Regions from separate parts of the Homo sapiens genome. Here region 2 is linked to region 1. A link is an interaction called in ENCODE POLR2A ChIA-PET data of the cell type or tissue named here. Cell type or tissue: OCI-LY7. All regions are shown on one strand. Links, peaks and the distances in the headings refer to the core of each region. The heading gives the core; the rest is flanking DNA.

What was found. Peaks named below come from ENCODE experiments on the same cell type or tissue, not always from the same donor. Only the 100,000 strongest peaks of a DNase experiment are listed, where the experiment ranks them.
Region 2: POLR2A ChIA-PET joins it to region 1 with 7 read pairs; 4 of 35 experiments call an interaction of 5 or more read pairs at or near these places.

What each region holds. Positions count from the first base shown.
Region 1 is chr9:136,782,687-136,787,071 of GRCh38, reverse strand. No RefSeq gene overlaps it. Among named protein-coding and RNA genes, the nearest start is that of TMEM141, 6.5 kb to the left of the region's middle. In OCI-LY7, for the core only: CTCF peaks have their summits at 2,464 and 2,679; a DNase peak (open chromatin) is centred at 2,671.
Region 2 is chr9:136,922,462-136,926,794 of GRCh38, reverse strand. It overlaps TRAF2 (TNF receptor associated factor 2), which reads right to left. Exons shown (of 11, transcript NM_021138.4): 10 at 2,795-2,943; 11 at 188-1,112. The coding sequence ends at 894. Among named protein-coding and RNA genes, the nearest start is that of FBXW5, 20 kb to the left of the region's middle. In OCI-LY7, for the core only: no CTCF peak of the experiment used is centred there; a DNase peak (open chromatin) is centred at 2,614.

The DNA.
Region 1 (4,385 bases), core at 250-4,249:
GTCTCAGAGTATGTAAAAGCCTATGATGGAATTGGAGGGGCTATGCATAAAGCTATGCTAATGGCTCCAGCAAAAACTGGGGTTGCTTTAGGAGGACAAGTTAGAACATTTGAGGGAAAATGTTATAATTGTGGTCAAATTGGTCATTTAGAAAAGAATTGCCCAGTCTTAAATAAACAGAATATAACAAATCAAACTACTACAGCCAAAAATAAAGAGCCACCTGGCCTGTGTCCAAGATGTGGAAAAGGAAAACATTGGGCTAATCAATGTCGTTCTAAATTTGATAAAAATGGGCAACCATTGTCGGAAAACTGGAAGAGGGGCCAGCCTCAGGCCTCGCAACAAACTGGGGCGTTCCCGATTCAGCCTTTTGTTCCTCAGGGTTTTCAGGGACAACAACCTCCACTGTCACAAGTGCCTCAGGGAACGGGCCAGTTACCACAATACAACAATTGTCCCCCGCCACAAGCGGCAGTGCAGCAGTAGATTTATGTGTTATACCAGCAGTCTCTCTGCTTCCAGGGGAGCCCCCACAAAAAATCCCCTCAGGGGTATACGGCCCACTGCCCGAGGGGACTGTAGGACTCATCTTAGGAAGATCAAGTTTAAATCTAAAGGGAGTTCAAATTCATACTGGTGTGGTTGATACAGATTACAAAGGTGAAATTCAATTGGTTATTAGCTCCTCAATTCCTTGGAGTGCCCGTCCAGGAGACGGAATTGCTCAATTATTACTCCTGCCTTATATTAAGGTTGGAAACAGTGAGACAAAAAGAACAGGAGGGTTTGGGAGCACTGATCTGGCAGGAAAGGCTGCATATTGGGCAAGTCAGGTCTCAGAAAGCAGACCTGTGTGTAAGGCCATTATTCAGGGAAAACAGTTTGAAGGGTTAGTAGACCCTGGGGTGTGGGCGGAAAGCCACCCAGGCGCCGAGACACGAGACTGAAGGCACAAGCTGTTCCAGTATAATCAAGAAAATAGTTAGGAAAAGAGAAAGTTATATTCGAAATAGGATATAGAGATGATTATATATGGATATTATCAATCATTAGTTTTCTGTATTAACCTTTGTATTATTATTATAACCAAAGAAAAACTAGGCCATACAGAGTTAGGAGCTGAAGGGACATTGTGAGAAGTGACCAGAAGACAAGAGTGTGAGCTCTCTGTCACGCCCAGATAAGGGCTGCTTGAGGGCTCCTTGGTCTAGTGGTAGCACCAGCACCTGGGAAGGCACCCGTTACTCAGCGGACCTTGGTCTAGCGGTAGCGCCAGTGCCTGGGAAGGCACCCGTTACTCAGCAGACCTTGGCCTGGCGGTAGCGCCAGCACCTGGGAAGGCACCCATTACTCAGCAGACCTTGGCCTGGCGGTAGCGCCAGTGCCTGGGAAGGCACCCGTTACTCAGCGGACCTTGGCCTGGCGGTAGCGCCAGCGCCTGGAAGGCACCCGTTACTTAGCAGACCAGGAAAGGGAGTCTCCCTTTCCCTGGGAGAGTTAGCGAGCACTCTGCTCCACCAGTTCTTGTGGGGGACCTGACATTCCCCAGGCCTGCCCGCAGTCATCGGAGGCTTCAACGTCTCCCTGTGGTGCTTCAGTGGTCATGCTCCTTGTCCACTTTCATATTCTGCCTGTACACCTGCTGCTTCTCTTAAGTTCTTAGAAGATAGCAGTAGCAGAATTAGCGAAAGTATTAGAGTCTTTGATCTCTCTGATAAGTGCATAGAAGATATGCTAACGTCTGCTGTCCTCCCTCTCTGCTTCAGCTACCACAAAGGGAAAGTCCCCTTGTCATGTGGACACTTGACTTGCTTGTCCTTATCAATCACTTGAGGTGACTCACACTCCTTACCCTGCCCCCTTGCCTTGTATACAATAAATAGCAGTGCATCCAGGCCTTCGGGGCCACTACCGGACTCCGCGCATTGGTGGTAGTGGCCCCAGGGCCCAGCTGTCTTTCCTACTATCCCTTAGTCTCATGTCTTTCTTTCTACAATCTCTCATCTCTGCACATGAAGAGGAAACCCACAAGGTCCTGTAGGGCTGGACCCTACACTGGGGCGGATGTCTCTATCATTGTTTTGCATCAGTGGCCAAGAAATTGGCCAAAAGATGGCTGCAAGTTTGGTGGGCGTAGGCACTGCCTCAGAAGTGTATCAAAGTACTATGATTTTACATTGTTTAGGGCCAGATAATCAAAAAAGTACTGCTCAGCCAATGATTACTCCAATTCCTGTTAATCTGTGGGGTTGAGATTTATTACAACAATGGAGTATGGAAATCAGTATGCCCGCTCCATTATCCAGCCCCATGAGTCAAAAAATCATGACTGAAATGGGACATGTACCAGAAAACGGACTAGGAAAGAGTGAAAATGGTATTGAAGTCCCAATTGAGGCTGAGGGAAATCAAGGAAAAAAAGGGAATAGGTTATCCTTTTTAGGGACGGCCACTGTACAGCCTCCAAAACCCATTCCATTAACTTGGAAAGCAGAAAAACCTGTATGGGTAGATCAATGGCTGCTACCAAAACAAAAACTGGAGGCTTTACATTTATTAGCAAAGGAACAATTAGAAAAGGGACATATTGAGCCTTCATTCTCGCCTTGGAATTCTCCTGTGTTTGTAATTCAGAAAAAATCCGGCAGATGGCGAATGCTAAATGATTTAAGAGCCATTAACGCCATAATTCAACCCATGGGGGCCTCTCCAACCCGCCCTCTCTGGCCCTCATGGCCCTCTCCAGCCATGATCCTCAAAGATTGGCCTTTAATTATAATTGATCTGAAGGATTGCTTTTTTTTACCATTCCTCTGGTGAAGCAGGATTTTGAAAAATTTGCTTATACTATACCAGCCATAAATAATAAGGAACCAGCCACCAGGTTTCAGTGGAAAGTGTTACCTCAGGAAATGTTAAACAGCCCAGCTATTTGTCTGACTTTTGTAGGTCAAGCTCTTCAACTAGTTAGAGACAAGTTTCCAGACTGTTATATTGTTCATTATGTAGATGATATTCTATGTGCTTCAGAAATGAGAGATAAATTAACTGACTGTTACACATTTCTACAAGCAGAGGTTGCCAACGCAGGACTGATGATAGCATCTGATAAAATTCAAACAACAACTCCTTTTCATTATTTAGGGATACAGGTAGAAAATAGAAAAATTAAACCACAAAAAATAGAAATAAGAAAAGATACATTAAAAATATTAAATGAGGCCGGGCACGGTGGCTCACACCTGTAATCCCAGCACTTTGGGAGGCCAAGGTGGGTGGATCACGAGGTCAGGAGATCGAGACCATCCTGGCTAACACGGTGCAACACCAGCTCTACTAAAAATACAAAAAATTAGCCGGGCGCAGTGGCGGGTGCCTGTAGTCCCAGCTACTTGGGAGGCTGAGGCAGGAGAATGGCATGAACCCGGGAGGCGGAGCTTGCAGTGAGCCGAGATCGCACCACTGCACTCCAAATTATTTGAAGAAAATTCGATCAGCACAAGTAAATAGACTAGATCCCTTGGCTCCACTCCAACTTTTGATTTTTGCTACTGCACATTCTCCAACAGGCATCATTGTTCAAAATACAGATCTTGTGGAGTGGTCATTCCTTCCTCACAGTACAGTTAAGATTTTTACATTGTACTTGGATCAAATGGCTACATTAATTGGTCAGGCAAGATTACGAATAATCTAATTGTGTGGAAGTGACCCAGACAAATCATTGTTCCTTTAAACGAGGAACAGTTTAGACAAGCCTTTATCAATTCTAGTGCATGGCAGACTGGTCTTGCTGATTTTGTGGGAATTATTGATAATCATTACCCAAAAACAAACATCTTCCAGTTTTTAAAACTGACTACTTGGATTTTACCTAAAATTACCAGACATAAACCTTTAGAAAATGATCTGACTGTGTTTATTGATGGTTCCAGCAATGGAAAAGCAGCTTACACTGGGCCAAAAGAAGGAGGCCTTGAAACTCAATATCATTCGGCTCAAAGAGCAGAGTTGGTTGCCGTCATTACAGTGTTACAAGATTTTAATCAGCCTATTAATATTGTATCAGATTCTGCATCTGTAGTACAGGCCACAAGGGATATTGAGACAGCCCTAATCAAACATAGCATGGATGATCAGTTAAACCAGCCGTTCAATTTATTACAACAAACTGTGAGAAGAAGAAATCTCCCATTTTATATTACTCATATTTGAGAACACACTAATTTACCAGGGCCTTTAACTAAAGCAAATGAGCAAGCTGACTTACTGGTATCATCTGCATTCACAAAAGCACAAGAACTTCATGCTTTGAGTCATGTAAATGCAACAGGTTTAAAAAATAAATTTAATATCACATGGAAACAGGCAAAAAGTATTGC
Region 2 (4,333 bases), core at 334-4,333, 140 kb before region 1:
AAGAGGGAGCTTACATCAGGTGAGGAACAGAGAACACAGCCTGGCTAGCTAGAGAAGCAGGCAGGGGCTAGGCACCCCGTGGGGAGGGGTCTGTGAGAGGAGAGGCCAGGAGGACCCGCAGAGGGTCACCACTGCCAAGGCTGGAAGCCGCAGGCAACCTGGAATCAAATGGATGCCACTGACCACAGAGATTTGAATGGTTTAATAACTCTGTCTTCGTGAGCTGGATGGCAAGCTCTCACACTTTACCCGCAGGCTGTGCTGTGCACCTCCCACACAGTGGTCTGAGCAGAGGCGGCGTGGGACCAGACCCTCTCCCACAGCCAGCCTGGCCAAGGTGGCACAGACCAGAGCTCTGTGCAGACAAGCACCCAGGGGTCTAGGAATGCTCCCTTCTCTCCAGGGGCCAGAGGGGAGAACCAAGCTGCTCAGCCTTCCTTGCTCTGGCCAGCAGGAGGCCCTTCTCCTGGAGCAGCCCTCGTTTCTGCCTGTCATGCCCGAGGGACACAAGGCCATCCACTGTGCTCCTGCTACATGGGCACTGCTGGGATGTGCTCCCACTCTGAGTGTCCCCCACCCAGGGCCTCTCCCTTCACTGCACAGGACAGCAAGGGCAGCTTGTGCTGGGAAGCACCCGAAGACCCTCGGCCAATGCCACCACAGCCCTTGGCTAAGACCGTCTGCCAAGCCCCTCCGCAGTCTCTGAAATCTGAGGACTGGCTGGTGGCTCCTTCCCCCGTGACAGTGAACTTGGCTGCAGGCCGACACCCTCCCAAGCGCCCAAGCGCGGCCCCTGCCCACTTGTACAGTGAGACCCTGGCCCAGCGTGGTGGCCCCTCCGTGAGCCGGCTGTGCCTGGCTGCCCCCAACCCCCAGACACCAGTAGGGGGCAGTTAGAGCCCTGTCAGGTCCACAATGGCCTTGATGAAGATGGCATCGTCCCGCACGTAGGAATTCTTTGCCTCCATCTTGGAGACGGGGCAGAAGAGGGGGCAGCCGCTTGCGATGTTCATGTCGTTGACTGGCCTCTGAAAAGAGGATGAAGTCACGTCGGGCCTGAAGGCGTCAATCACGTGCTCCCGGTTATTCTGGTCGAGCAGCATTAAGGTCACCTGGAGGAGAGAGCCCCAGGGAGGGGACACAGGTCTGTGGGCCGTCTCTCTCTGGCTCCCGAGGGTCTGGACACTGGCAGGGCCACCAGCAGGAGGCCATCCCAGGACCCAGGCCAGAGGCTGAGGCCCAGCCGAGACCACGTGGTGGGCGGCCTTGCTCCTGCCACAGCGCCCGGGCTCCCCAGCCCTCCCCAGCCACCGGCATTCCGCTTCTCTCTGGGGAATCTGTGTCCATTCTGGCCTTTCCTGTCCACTGACATCTGGAGTCCTAGACTAAAGCTTACCACTCCTGAACTTGAATTATTATTAGGAAAATGCAAAAAATAACACATCTGGCAAAGACATTTTCTTGCCAAAGAGATCATGAAGCACCCACTGCCCACTCGTGAAGAGCACTTTTCAGGGAGAACCTGAGTCTGCCTCTGTCAGGACTGTGAACCTGGATGCCCCAGGACAGACAAGGGCCTGTGGGCCCTCCACACCCCCTCCCCCACCCAACTCTGCTCTGCCTACTCCACTAGCTATAGGGGGTGGGGGAAGTAGCAAGTCTGGGCCAACTGTGGCAAAAGGAAGGGACCTTCTCTCATTCCAGTCTAGTCTCTGCATCTTCAATTCCACAAAATAATAGATTCTGATTTTCAAAATAGGCCAGGCACAGTGGCTCACGCCTACAATCCCAGCACTTTGGGAGGCCAAGGTGGGCGGATCACAAGGTCAGGAGATCAAGACCAGCCTGGCCAACATGGAGAAACCCCATCTCTACTAAAAATACAAAAATTAGCTGGGCGTGGTGGTGCATGCCTGTAGTCCCAGCTACTCAGGAGGCTGAGGCAGGAGAATCGCTTGAACCCAGGAGGGGAGGTTGCAGTGAGCCGAGATCATGCCACTGCACTCCAGCCTGGGCGACAGAGCAAGACTCCGTCTTAACAATAAGTAAATAAATAAATGACACCTCCGACGAAGAGGGCTCCGAAGCTGTGTTCCTTCCTCTGCACTCTCTCTCCAGGGCAGGGTTTTCAAACTACTGGTCCAGATGCCCATCAACATCTGGAGTCCTGGGCTAAAGCTGGGCACCCCCAAACTTGCATTATTTTGTGCTTTGTCCTTTTGTTCATTTATTTAGAGCCCCCTCTTGCTCTGTTGCCCAGGCTGCAGTGCAGTAGCGTGATCTCGGCTCACTGCAGCCTCAACCTACTGGGCTCAAGCAATGCTCCTGCCTTAGCCTCCCGAATAGCTGGGAATACAGGTGCACACCACCATGCCCGGCTAATTTTTCTATTTTTTTTGTAGACATGGGTTCTCACTATGTTGCCCAGGCTGATCTCAAACTCCTGGGTTCAAGCAATCCTCCCACCTCAGCCTCCCAAAGTGCTGGGATCACAGGGATACATACTCCCCGCCCACTCGGCCTTGTGCTTTTTCTTAGTCATATTTATATTTATCTGACAGGTCAGGAAGCCAGGTGCTTGTGTCACGGACCAGTGCTCAGAAATCATGGAAACAACAAACTGCCAGAGCTCTCCACCGCGTGACACAGCATCACAGGGTGACGTGCCTGCTGCAGACACCTGGTCCAGCGAGCCCAAGCCACCTTGTCCCGCACAACCCTGCACCACAGAAGCTGCACTGCCCAGAGGGACTCCCAGGTGCGGCCCTAGCGAAGCCTGCAGGGACGGCCTCACCTTCTGGTTGAAGGGCCACCGCAGCAGGGCGTCATTCGGGCCCTTCATCACCACAAAGAAGAGGGACAGGTGTGTTCCTCGCCCGGTGCCGTCGCCGTTCAGGTAGATACGCAGACACATCTTGTAGCCGTACCTGCTGGTGTAGAAGGCTGGGGAGGCAGGAGGGGTGCCTGGTGAGCTGACACTCAGCAAGGGCGGGGCAGGGCTCTTCCTGCCTGGCTGCCCTCCCCCAGGGACAAAAACACCTACAAAGAAACATTCAGGTTCTGGGGTGCAAAGAAAAGTTTTTTTTCCCTCAAACTATGCAGTTAGTTTCCAATGAAAACAAATTTCATTACAAAAAAAAAGGTAGTACTTAGAAAAAGTTTTTTTTTTTTTTTTTTTTTTTTTGAGATGGAGTCTCACTCTTGTTGCCCAGGCTGAGTGCAGTGGCGCAATCTCAGCTCACTGCAACCTCCACCTCCTGGGATCAAGCGATTCTCCTGCCTCAGCCTCCTGAGTAGCTGAGATTACAGACGCTCGACACCACACCTGGCTAATTTTTGTATTTTTAGTAGAGATGGGGTTTTACCATGTTGGCCAGGATGGTCTCAAACTCCTGCCCTCAGGCGATCCACACGTGTTGGCCTCACAAAGTGCTGGGATTACAGGTGTGAGCCACTGTGCCCAGCCAGAAAAAGCATTTCTAAGAATCCCAAATGTAACCCCCAAAACTTAAGAAGATGAGCAGAGCCACATGGCGAGATCCACTAAATGCAGTGGTTGGGACCTCGGCAGAGCCACAGAGGGAGCCCTGACCGGCCCAGGGCTTAGGTTGGGCCCCAAGCCTGCCTCAGAAGAGGCACTGGCTAGAGTGAACCCCAAAACAAGAAGAGTCGACTTCCTTCCCACCCAACAAGACACAGACGTGAGTGACAGCCAGAACCCGGCAGAGGCTGCTTTCCAAGTCACATGACAGAACACTGTGTGCAAAGGTCTGCACGCAGGGACCCCACTGTGGCAGCACCAGGACCACCCTTCCGTCCTCGTCCTCCACCGCGTGCCCCCAGGCCCATCCTCCCCATCCTCGTCCTCCACCGCGTGCCCCCAAGCCCATCCTCCCTGTCCTAGTCCTCTCCACCTCGTGCCCCCAGGCCCATCCTCCCCATCCTCGTCCTCCACCACGTGCCCCCAGACCCATCCTCCCCATCCTCGTCCTCCACATGCCCCCAGGCCCATCCTCCCCCCGTCCTAGTCCTCCACCACATGCCCAGGCCCATCCTCCCCGTCCCCGTCCTCCACCACGTGCCCAGGCCCATCCTCCCCATCCCTGTCCTCCACACGCCCCCAGGCCCATCCTCCCCATCCTCGTCCTCCACCGTGCCCCCAGGCCCATCCTCCCCATCCTCGTCCTCCACCGTGCCCCCAGGCCCATTCTGCCTGTCCTCAGCCTGCACGCGTGCCGCACACAAGCTGTGTTCACCAGCATTGCTTAAAGCAGATGTTCCACACAAACAGGTCCTCTTGCCTGAGTGCAGCTCCCAAGAAGACCACCTCCGT